Regions from separate parts of the Homo sapiens genome. Here region 1 is linked to region 2. A link is a contact called in ENCODE Hi-C or POLR2A ChIA-PET data. All regions are on one chromosome and are shown on one strand. Each heading gives the region's core, a stretch centred on a gene start or an enhancer-like site at or near the end of the contact. The rest is flanking DNA. Distances are from core to core; before and after follow the strand shown. Region 1 has its middle 94 kb from the start of TFAP2A-AS2. Region 2 overlaps LOC124900218 (a long non-coding RNA gene).

Region 1 (4,385 bases), core at 503-3,002, 210 kb before region 2:
ATTTTCTCCGCGGTAAAACAGAGACCACAAAGTAAACCTACTCACTCAGCGGACTCCCTGGCTGCGGCAGCTCCCTTTGAAGATACATTTATTTTCTAAAGAAAGCTGGTAAAAACCACTGACTATATTTAGCGTATGAAATGAATGTGATTGATTTTTGTTTCAGTGATTCTGCTTATAGAACATTTCTTTCTTTCTTTCTTTCTTTTTTTTTTTTTTTTTGAGACAGAGTCTCTGTCGCCCAGGCTGGAGTGCAGTGGCGCGATCTCAGCTCACTGCAACTTCCGCCTCCTGGGTTCAAGCGATTCTTCTGCCTCAGCCTACCTAGTAGCTGGGACTACAGGCATGCGCCACCACACCTGGCTAATTTTTTTGGTGTTTTTAGTAGAGACAGGATGTTGGCCAGGCTGGTCTCGAATTCCTGACCTCAAGTGATCCACCTGCCTTGGCCTCCCAAAGTGCTGGGATTACAGGCATAAGCCACCGCACCCAGCCTAGAACATTTTTAAGTATTGCTCAGAAATGTCCCAAAGGTGGGAGTTTTTCAGACACGTGAAACAGAAGTTCAGTTTGTCTTTCCTTACCCTTTTTTTTTTTTTTTTTGGAAAGTTTTCCTAGAGATCATGCAACAATAAACACAACCAAATATTAAAGTTCATTTTTTTTTTCGTTTGAGATAGGATCTCACTCTGTTGCCCAGGCTGGAGTGCAGTGGCATGATCACTGCTTACTGTAGCCTTGACCTCCTGGGCTCAAGTGATCCTCCTACCTCAGCCTCCTGAGTGGCTGGAACCACAGGCACACATCACCACACGCAGCTAATTTTTAAAATTATTTGTAGAGATGAGGTCTTACTATGTTGCCCAGGCTGGTCTTGAATTCTTGGGCTCAAGCGATCCTCCAGTTTCAGCCTCCCAAAGTGCTGGAATTACAGGCATGAGTCACCGCTCCTGGCCTGAAATTTCATTTTGTATGGAAATCTGTGAAACAAAACAAGCGTAGCTTCTCACCTTTCTCAGCGCCCACTTCATGCTCTGATCAATTAATTCAGAGTAATAGAAATGCAAGTGGTTGTTGGAATGCATTTGTTTGGAAACAGTACATCCAACTAAATGATTCCGATTTTTTTTTCAAAGTCCCAGATACGGGACATTAAAAAAACAAAAAGTGTACCTTGCGTACAAATTTTCTTTTAAACATACCAGAATGCTGTGTTTGCCTTTTGCTGTCTCAGCCTGCTTAGGAATTCCTAATGAGTAAACCGTAGCATTTAACAGTAAAATATGGTTATGGCTCTTAAATGCAGGCTACATTTAACAACCGTATATTGATTTTTTTCTTGTAATTTTATTTCCATGAACATTTCTGGTTTCTTAATTAGTAGCCTTTTAGAGAAAGATTTAACATTCTATCAGAGAGTTTGGCTTCTGTGATACAGCTTCTCAAGGGAGAGAAAGCTCTAGACTCGTAGCCCCTGTTGGGGAGGAAGAAGGCCAACACGCTATGCATACATGTGCAGATGTACACAGACACATGGCCCTCCCTCCCTTGCCTGCCAACACAATTAAGACAAAATCGCCGTGGTGAACCTGGCGACAAAACTCAACAATCTCCAATTGCACACTCACCCTGTAACGGGAAGAACTGTGTACCCCATGTTCCTTATTAAACCGAAGTATTTTATTTAATGAGCATGACTCACGCAAGGTGTTGCCATAAATCATCGGCTGGTTTACAAACTCAATAACTAGGCTTCCTGCTATAACTAGGCTGTGCACACCTTAAATTATTAACACGCCAGGGCCTTAAGGCAGATCTTTGATGATGATGATATAAACACTGTGAAGACAAGGTGCTCTCTCAGCAAAAGATTATTGACTCTAATTACCATTTACCACAGGAAAAAGAAAAGAAAAGACAATAAAATATGAGGGAGAATTTAAATCTAAGATTTAATTTTATGAGGAGCTTTAAATGCCCCCACCCCACAACTTTTTTCCTTTCGTTTTTTTTTCTTTTTTTCTTCTTATTTGCGGCTGCTGTACCAACCCGACTGAACTGCTGGTGTATAATGATAGCCCATGGTTGGCTAACCTTAAAAGGATGACCGTTGTTAAGAGGAAAGGAGGGAAAAGAATGGAAACAGGAGAGACTCTGCAGTGGATATGATGTAAATTCTTTGAAATGTGATGGAAAAAGGCCAGGGGGAAGAGAAAATGATAATACACTGGAAAGAAATCCCAGCTTTAATTGTTTTCATGTATATACGTAATAAAAAGGTTAAAGGACTAATATGCCTGGCTCCAGTCATTTTGGTTAGTAAACTAGAACTTCAGGTCAGCTTTTTAAAAGGAGTAATCTGCTCTTATTACGTGCTTGGGTTTTACTGCGTCCTCATTACACAGTTGTTGGAAGGATGCAAAGAAGTTAAAATGAGAGAGGCTTAATGATAAGAGAGCTTATTAAAAAATGAAAATCCAGACAAATGACACATGGCTCGTAGTTGCATACATAATATGTGTTTGCTTTCTGGTTATTTGTGGAAGGTGGACATATCAGCTGGGGAAGGAGTGCCTAGGACGAATGAAAAGTGGAAAAAGAGGCTCAGTTTAGCTTCCTGCTGTCAAAGGCTTTTGTTCTGCCTTCCCCTGCGGTTTTGCAGATTTCTCATTTCAAGGGCTGACTCTCTGCTCAGGTCATTGTCTCTGTAGGCTAAATTGTTGGCTTAAATTTCTACCATTAAAACAACTACAAGTTGTCATCTAATATTTATTTATGGAATCATTCTGGAATGTTGGAGTTGGAAAGGACTTTGGAAATGATCAACCTCTTTATTTTGCAAAGGTGAACATTTCATCCCTGAAGGGTGAAGTGATTTGGCCAACACCTCTCCCAGGTCTGTAGACCTCTGAATGAAGGTGGAACCCAAATCAGCCTCTTGCTCTGTCAGAAAGTGGCGTCTGCTGGAACTCATCTCAGAAAACACAGGAATGTAGTCAGTGATTGGGAAATTCACTATTGGCCTCATACATAAAATAGGTGACGCTGATTACTCTATCTGTCCTGGGGATATTTAAAGCAGGTCTTACAATCCAATGAAACTGTTAAAATATGACCAGAATGTGGAAAAAAGAATCTGTGATACAGGTTTAAAACTCTTTGCTTTTAATTTAAATAGCTTTGCTAGATTTTAGGATCATGTAAGATTTTTGGAAAAGGGCAGATTCAGGGACATAAGAATCTGCTCCCAAGCCCTATTTTCTCTAGTATTTCTTGGAGGTCACCTGTGCATCTATTCTAGTCTATTCTTAGACTGCTAGGGGACAGAAATGAGGAAGCTATTACAGGCACTAGGAGCCTTCTTCAAGAGACCTTTTGGTGCACCTATGCTGGTTTTGCCATCTGGTAAAGATGTTGTGTGAGTTATGGCTGTCTTACCCAATACAACACACTGGTTGCATCTGGACCAGGTCTTGCTACAGAGCAGCACTTGGGGACCAGGCATCATGCCTTCCTTCCCTGGATACAAAAAGATGAATCTACATGTAAAGGGAAAGACAAACGATGCCTTTCAATATTTTTGGGAAAATACTTCATGGTTACTTCTCTCTCTGGTCATTCTCTTCCTCTCCATGCTGGATCACCACTTGAGATTGGAAACCCAAGACTCACCCACTCAGGATCCTCGGACTATTTCTGATGCTTCCCAGGAGCAAGAGTGTTCTGTTCAACTTCCACTTGGGGTTTTCCAATTGTCTTTGTAATTATAATATCTTACACGGGGCTTCCAAAACGCTTTTATTGTATAGTCTTATTTTTCTTCATGTTGAGGAAAGGTAATGTAATTTTGTCCTTCCTCATTAAATAATGGGTGTAATTCAACTTCCTAGTTGAATTATGCCTCAAAGGTAACCACACATAAATATTGTGAGAAATAATTCCTATATGAGGTATATCATACAGCCTCATAAAAAACCTAGAATTCCTAGGGCCAGGCATGGTGGCTCATGCCTATAATCCCAGAACTTTGGGAAGTGAAGGTGGGTGGATCACTGGAGGTCAGGAGTTTAAGACCAGCCTGGCCAACATGGTGAAACTTCGTCTCTACTAAAAATTAGCTGGGCGTAGTGGTGCGGGCCTGTAATCCCAGCTACTCAGGAGGCTGAGGCAGGAGAATCGCTTGGACTCGGGAGGTGGAGGTTGCAGTGAACCGAGATCACGCCACTGCACTCCAGCCTGGGCGACAGGGTGAGACTCTGTCTCAAAACAAAAACAAAAAACAAAACACCCTAGAATTCTTTTTGAATGACCAAGTAGGTATGCAGTGTTATTTTGTAGGAAACAAATTATTCGGCCGGGCACGGTGGCTCACGCCTGTAATCCCA
Region 2 (4,567 bases), core at 1,835-4,334:
CTTGGATCCATGTTAAAGTTATTCAGAGATTATTAGTGGTTCAGAAAGTGGTTTCTCCTGTTTGAGTTTTTAAAAACTGTATTTGGTTTTGGCCTGACTGTGTTTCAGTTGAGTCTCTGCTGCGTGCCTGGCCTGCTCTGATAAGTGTAGTTTAGTGCAAGGTCTCAGTCCTGCTCTGTCTTTGGGAGCTGCCTGACTTCCCTAAAGTTCAGTCACCTTCAACTACTGTCTAGGAATAATGGTGTTTGTTGACAATCTATGTCAAAGAGCAGTTGTGAAAAATGTGTGAGCCACTTACATAGCACTTTGGGCACCTTGCAAGAGAGGTACCATGCAAATACAAGCGAGCATTCATGTGGAACCAGTCTCTGAGAACTCAGGCCTTCCAGATAATTTTCTCTCTCCATTGAGGGAAGGGGAGCTTGGCAGGTGGGTGAAAGAGATGGTTTCTGGATTGCTTATTTTAGACCACATGTATGTGCTGTTGTGCAAATGGGTGCAGCTCCAGCTGTGGCTTCCTCGGTCTCTCTGCCTTAGTCATGGAAAACCTCAGAGAGGAAGTTTTAGGAAGACTTTCAGAGATGAAGGTGCAAAGGCGTGCAAGGTAGAAGAGTAGTGCTGGGAATATGAGGAGTAACTAAAAAGCAGGGGGAGAGGAGATAGGAACAATGCCTACATGGTATAAAGGAAACTTAGGAGGAGGAATTTCCAGGTCTTTCCAGGAAGCTGATCTGGGAGGAAGGCTCCTTCCGACTTCGTTGCTGTAAACATTAGTATTATCCCTTTGAGTGACTGTGAGAAGGAAAACCTCAATTCAAAAATATAGGCAGGTGTTGTGGCAAGTTTATAATATATTCCAGACAGTTTTTTTTTAACTTGGAGAATGATAGTCCTTGTGGGAAGTGAGTAATCATAAAATAAAAATGCAAACCTGACCCATACAGTCTTGAACATACTTAACCCTTAGAAGGATTCTAATTAATCAGACAAACAAATATCTAAGCAACCTAATGCAGAGGCTGCTTGTAGACTTGTTTGGTAAAAATGACTATAACAAAAATTAAGGATAACAAAAACATACAAAGTGGAATTGGCCTTTCACTTTGCCTTAAGGCTGGTCCTGATGAATAAATGATGAAAGAGAAAGGAGACAAAGATGGATTAACAGAGTATGACAAAGAGCTGAACGTTGTTGTGGACCTGAATGCCGTGGCAGGGAGCACACCGGCCTCTTCACTCTCATGCCAGTTTGGTTAATTCCCAGGCCCAAGTTGTAGGTCTGTCCTGAGAAGGTCCTATTCTGGTCCTGTGCCATCTCTAGACGAGAGAAACTAGGAAAAACTAGAAAATTTTCCATGTAAAGACAAAAATAGCCATCTGGAATCAGAAGAGCTGTGTTTGTATCCCAACTTCACCATTGATTAGCTAGGGTAACTGACACTTTTTTTTTTTTTTGAGATAGAGTCTTGCGCTGTCACCCAGGCTGGAGTGCAGTGGCGTGGTCTCAGCTCACTGCAATCTCCACCTCCCAGGTTTGAACAATTCTTCTGCCTCAGCCTCCTGAGTAGCTGGGACTACAGGCACGCACCACCACGCCTGGCTAATTTTTGTATTTTTAGTAGAGATTGGGTTTCACCATATTGGCCAGGCTGGTCTTGAACTCCTGACCTCGTGATCCTCCTGCCACGGCCTCTCAAAGTGCTTGGATTACAGGCATGAGCCACTGTGCGCGGCCGACATTTTTTTTTCTTAATCCAAGTCTCATTTTGCACACCTGCAGAAAGCAGATAATTTTTCACCAGCGTAGTTGTAAGGATCAACAAAAAATATGTTTGAAAGAGGTCTGAAATATATTTTTAAAAAATAAAGGAAACAAAACACAAATTTAAGTTTGATTTAGTGATTGGAAGAGCAGGCCAGTATTACCATTGCTTCATGTTTTTTAAGATAGAAAACTAGATGCTATGTATTCAAGGTTCAAAAACTAGGTATAATCAGGAGTCCTTTGGGAGAGAAATCTTCAAGCAGTACATCTTCAAGTATTGATACTACGATTTCATCAAATTTCTGTACTTTTGACACAATGTTAGGTTTGACTCTGGAAAGGCTCCACTGTGTTTTTTCCCAAATCCTCCCAATCCCCAACCATAGTGAAATTGGGCCAAATCATTCCAGGATGAGACACGCTTCCCTGTTACATTAAAGCAAAAATAAGTTTGCCAAGAAAAAGCAGATTTTCACAGAGGGCGTTGTACACGTTCTGGGAAAAGTCGTCTGGCTGGTTTCACCTCAGCTCAATCTTTTAAGTGCAATTTTTGCTTTCAGCCACACCAACTAATATTACATTAACCATTGCCCTAATGCCAGTTCCTCATTTGGCAAAACACACACGTGTGTGCACATGCGCGCACACACACGGGTCACTGGAAAATTATAAATTGACATAACTTCCTAGATGGCCTGAGGACTTCAAAGAATTAGAGAAGCATCAATCAGATAAATACGTGTGTGTTGCCTAGGTTTTAAAATGTTCCAGTCATGTGTAAATCACTGGCAAGACAGTTTTTTTTTTTTTTTCCAAGAGTATGCAGTAAAGGAAGCTTCAACAGGCTGGAAAATACAATGCATGTCTTTCTGTCATTTTTTGTTTTTATTTTTTGCTGCTTCCTGTCACCCTGGAGGTGGTCACAGTCTGGTCTCCCAGTACATACAAGGCGCTGGGTAAAGGGAGAAGCCGCGAGACAGAAGCCTGCATAATTTCTGCCTGCGAGGGAAGAACACTGGGGCCATTAGCAACGGCAGCAGGTTTTTCTCCCGCATCCCACGCTCTGCGCCTGAATGCCGTGCCCGTGAACACAGACTTCAGCACACCTTGTCATCAGAGGAGCTTCCTGGAAGCCAGCCAGCTGCAAGGCCCGAGGTCAAGCAATCACCATGACTATCAGCCACAAGGAGAACCTTGAGGGACCCAAGGAGGTGACGGCAGGTGGAGAGGCAGTTAGTGAATTCCGCAGAGCCGCTTGCTCGCTGCTGTGGCCTCGTCAGTGGCAGCGGCGGCTGTGACTGCCGGGAAGGTTTTATCTACTGATCAACACAGTGTGCCAGAGGGCTGATGGGATAGCCCGCTTTGGCAGAAGCTTCCAGTGGTAGCCTGCAACTAGACGGCAGAAGGAAAGGGGGAAAAAAAAATCTAACAACAAACCAGCGGGATCAGTTCCTCAGAGCACAAACACCAGTTTCAGGCCGTCCCCACTCCATCCCCGGCTCTTGCAGCCACGGCTGCCTGCTTGCATTAATTACTTCTCATTCCCAGCCGCATTTATTCCAAACTACCTTTAGGGTTCAAAGTGCAGGAACAAAATGACTTGGGTTGAAAGCAATTAACAAACAGGTTATTTTAAATTAACACACACTTTTACCAGCTGGCCCAAAGAGCTTGTACATGTCATGGCAGAGGTAGCAATGCCAGATATCGCATGAAAGGAGAAATGGGTTTTTCTTTTTCTCTTTTTTTTGGGGGGACAAGATCTCTGTCACCAGGCTGGAATGCAGTGTCGTGATCATGGCTCATTGCAGCCGCGAATTCCTGGGTTTAAGCCATCCTCCTGTCTTAGCCTTCAGAATAGCCGAGACTAAAGATTTAATGTCATTTCGCCTGGCTAATTTTTTTAAAATTATTTTTTGTAGAGACAGAGTCTCCCGCTGTTGCCCAGGCTGGTCTCAAACTCTTGTTCTCCAGCAACCCTCCTGCCTCGGCCTCCCAATGTGCTGGGATTGCAGGCATGAGCCACCCTGATCAGCTGTGGGTTTTTCTTCTTAACTTTTTTTCTAGTGACATGCACTAATCGTATTTTGGGATTTAAACATTTTGTTAAGACATATTTACCAGAGAGCTAAACCAAAGGAAATAATACCACTCTAATCATATACAGATTTCTCTCCGGTATTTATTATCTCTCATCTTTATTTATATAAAAAGTATGTTAGAGCTTCTGTAAATGCATTATAAATTTTATGTCCGTTTTTCTGTTTCACTTTGAATTTTTCTACCATTTCTATTTTAGTTGTTGTCATTTTGGGGAGATATTTCTTTTTCCCTTGTGTTATAGATATATATGGCTTTTCCTATCTTGTAAGTGGGTACTTTTTCTATGTTGTACTGTATACAGTGAGAATTTAACAATATTGAATGAAGAAATGAATTGCCTCACAGAATTTAAAATAGGTAACTACAAGAGAAAATGCCAGAAATTTGTACCAAATTTCTATAAGGTAATAATATGCTACCTATTGCTTCATAAAGGATTCTCCATAATAGGTTACTCAACTGTATCTAACATTATTTGATTTACGTGCAACTTTTCAGGAACACTTAACAACATAAAGTAGGAGAATGCCCATTGGGTGATTGTGGGTGGTAATGACACCTGGGGAGTAGTGATGTTTTAGTGTCATTTATAGCCACAGTAAATGCATATTGATTAAAATATATGCACATGTGCAACCTGCTCTTCAATCTATTATTTAGATACACTAAGGGGAGGTGCTGCTCTTTGGGTTTTGTTTA

What was found. Hi-C counts contacts between places; a loop is a spot of excess contacts on that map. ChIA-PET counts read pairs that join two places held with the same protein, here RNA polymerase II (POLR2A). Pooled maps may share reads with other maps.
Region 1: a pooled map shows a loop between it and region 2 (2.6-fold over the local background). The contact joins two enhancer-like sites. A Hi-C loop is called at or near these places in 2 of 50 pooled maps. POLR2A ChIA-PET finds 5 or more read pairs at or near these places in 2 of 52 experiments (MCF 10A and RWPE1).

The regions. Positions count from the first base shown.
Region 1 is chr6:10,308,283-10,312,667 of GRCh38, reverse strand. No RefSeq gene overlaps it. Among named protein-coding and RNA genes, the nearest start is that of TFAP2A-AS2, 94 kb to the left of the region's middle. Within about 2 kb of position 1,752, at least 3 of the 41 ENCODE cell types and tissues checked have a DNase peak (open chromatin) inside an H3K27ac peak, as active enhancers do.
Region 2 is chr6:10,097,673-10,102,239 of GRCh38, reverse strand. LOC124900218 (a long non-coding RNA gene) reads left to right here. Exons shown (of 5, transcript XR_007059909.1): 5 at 2,682-4,567. It also overlaps the pseudogene OFCC1. Among named protein-coding and RNA genes, the nearest start is that of TFAP2A-AS2, 300 kb to the left of the region's middle. Within about 2 kb of position 3,084, at least 4 of the 41 ENCODE cell types and tissues checked have a DNase peak (open chromatin) inside an H3K27ac peak, as active enhancers do.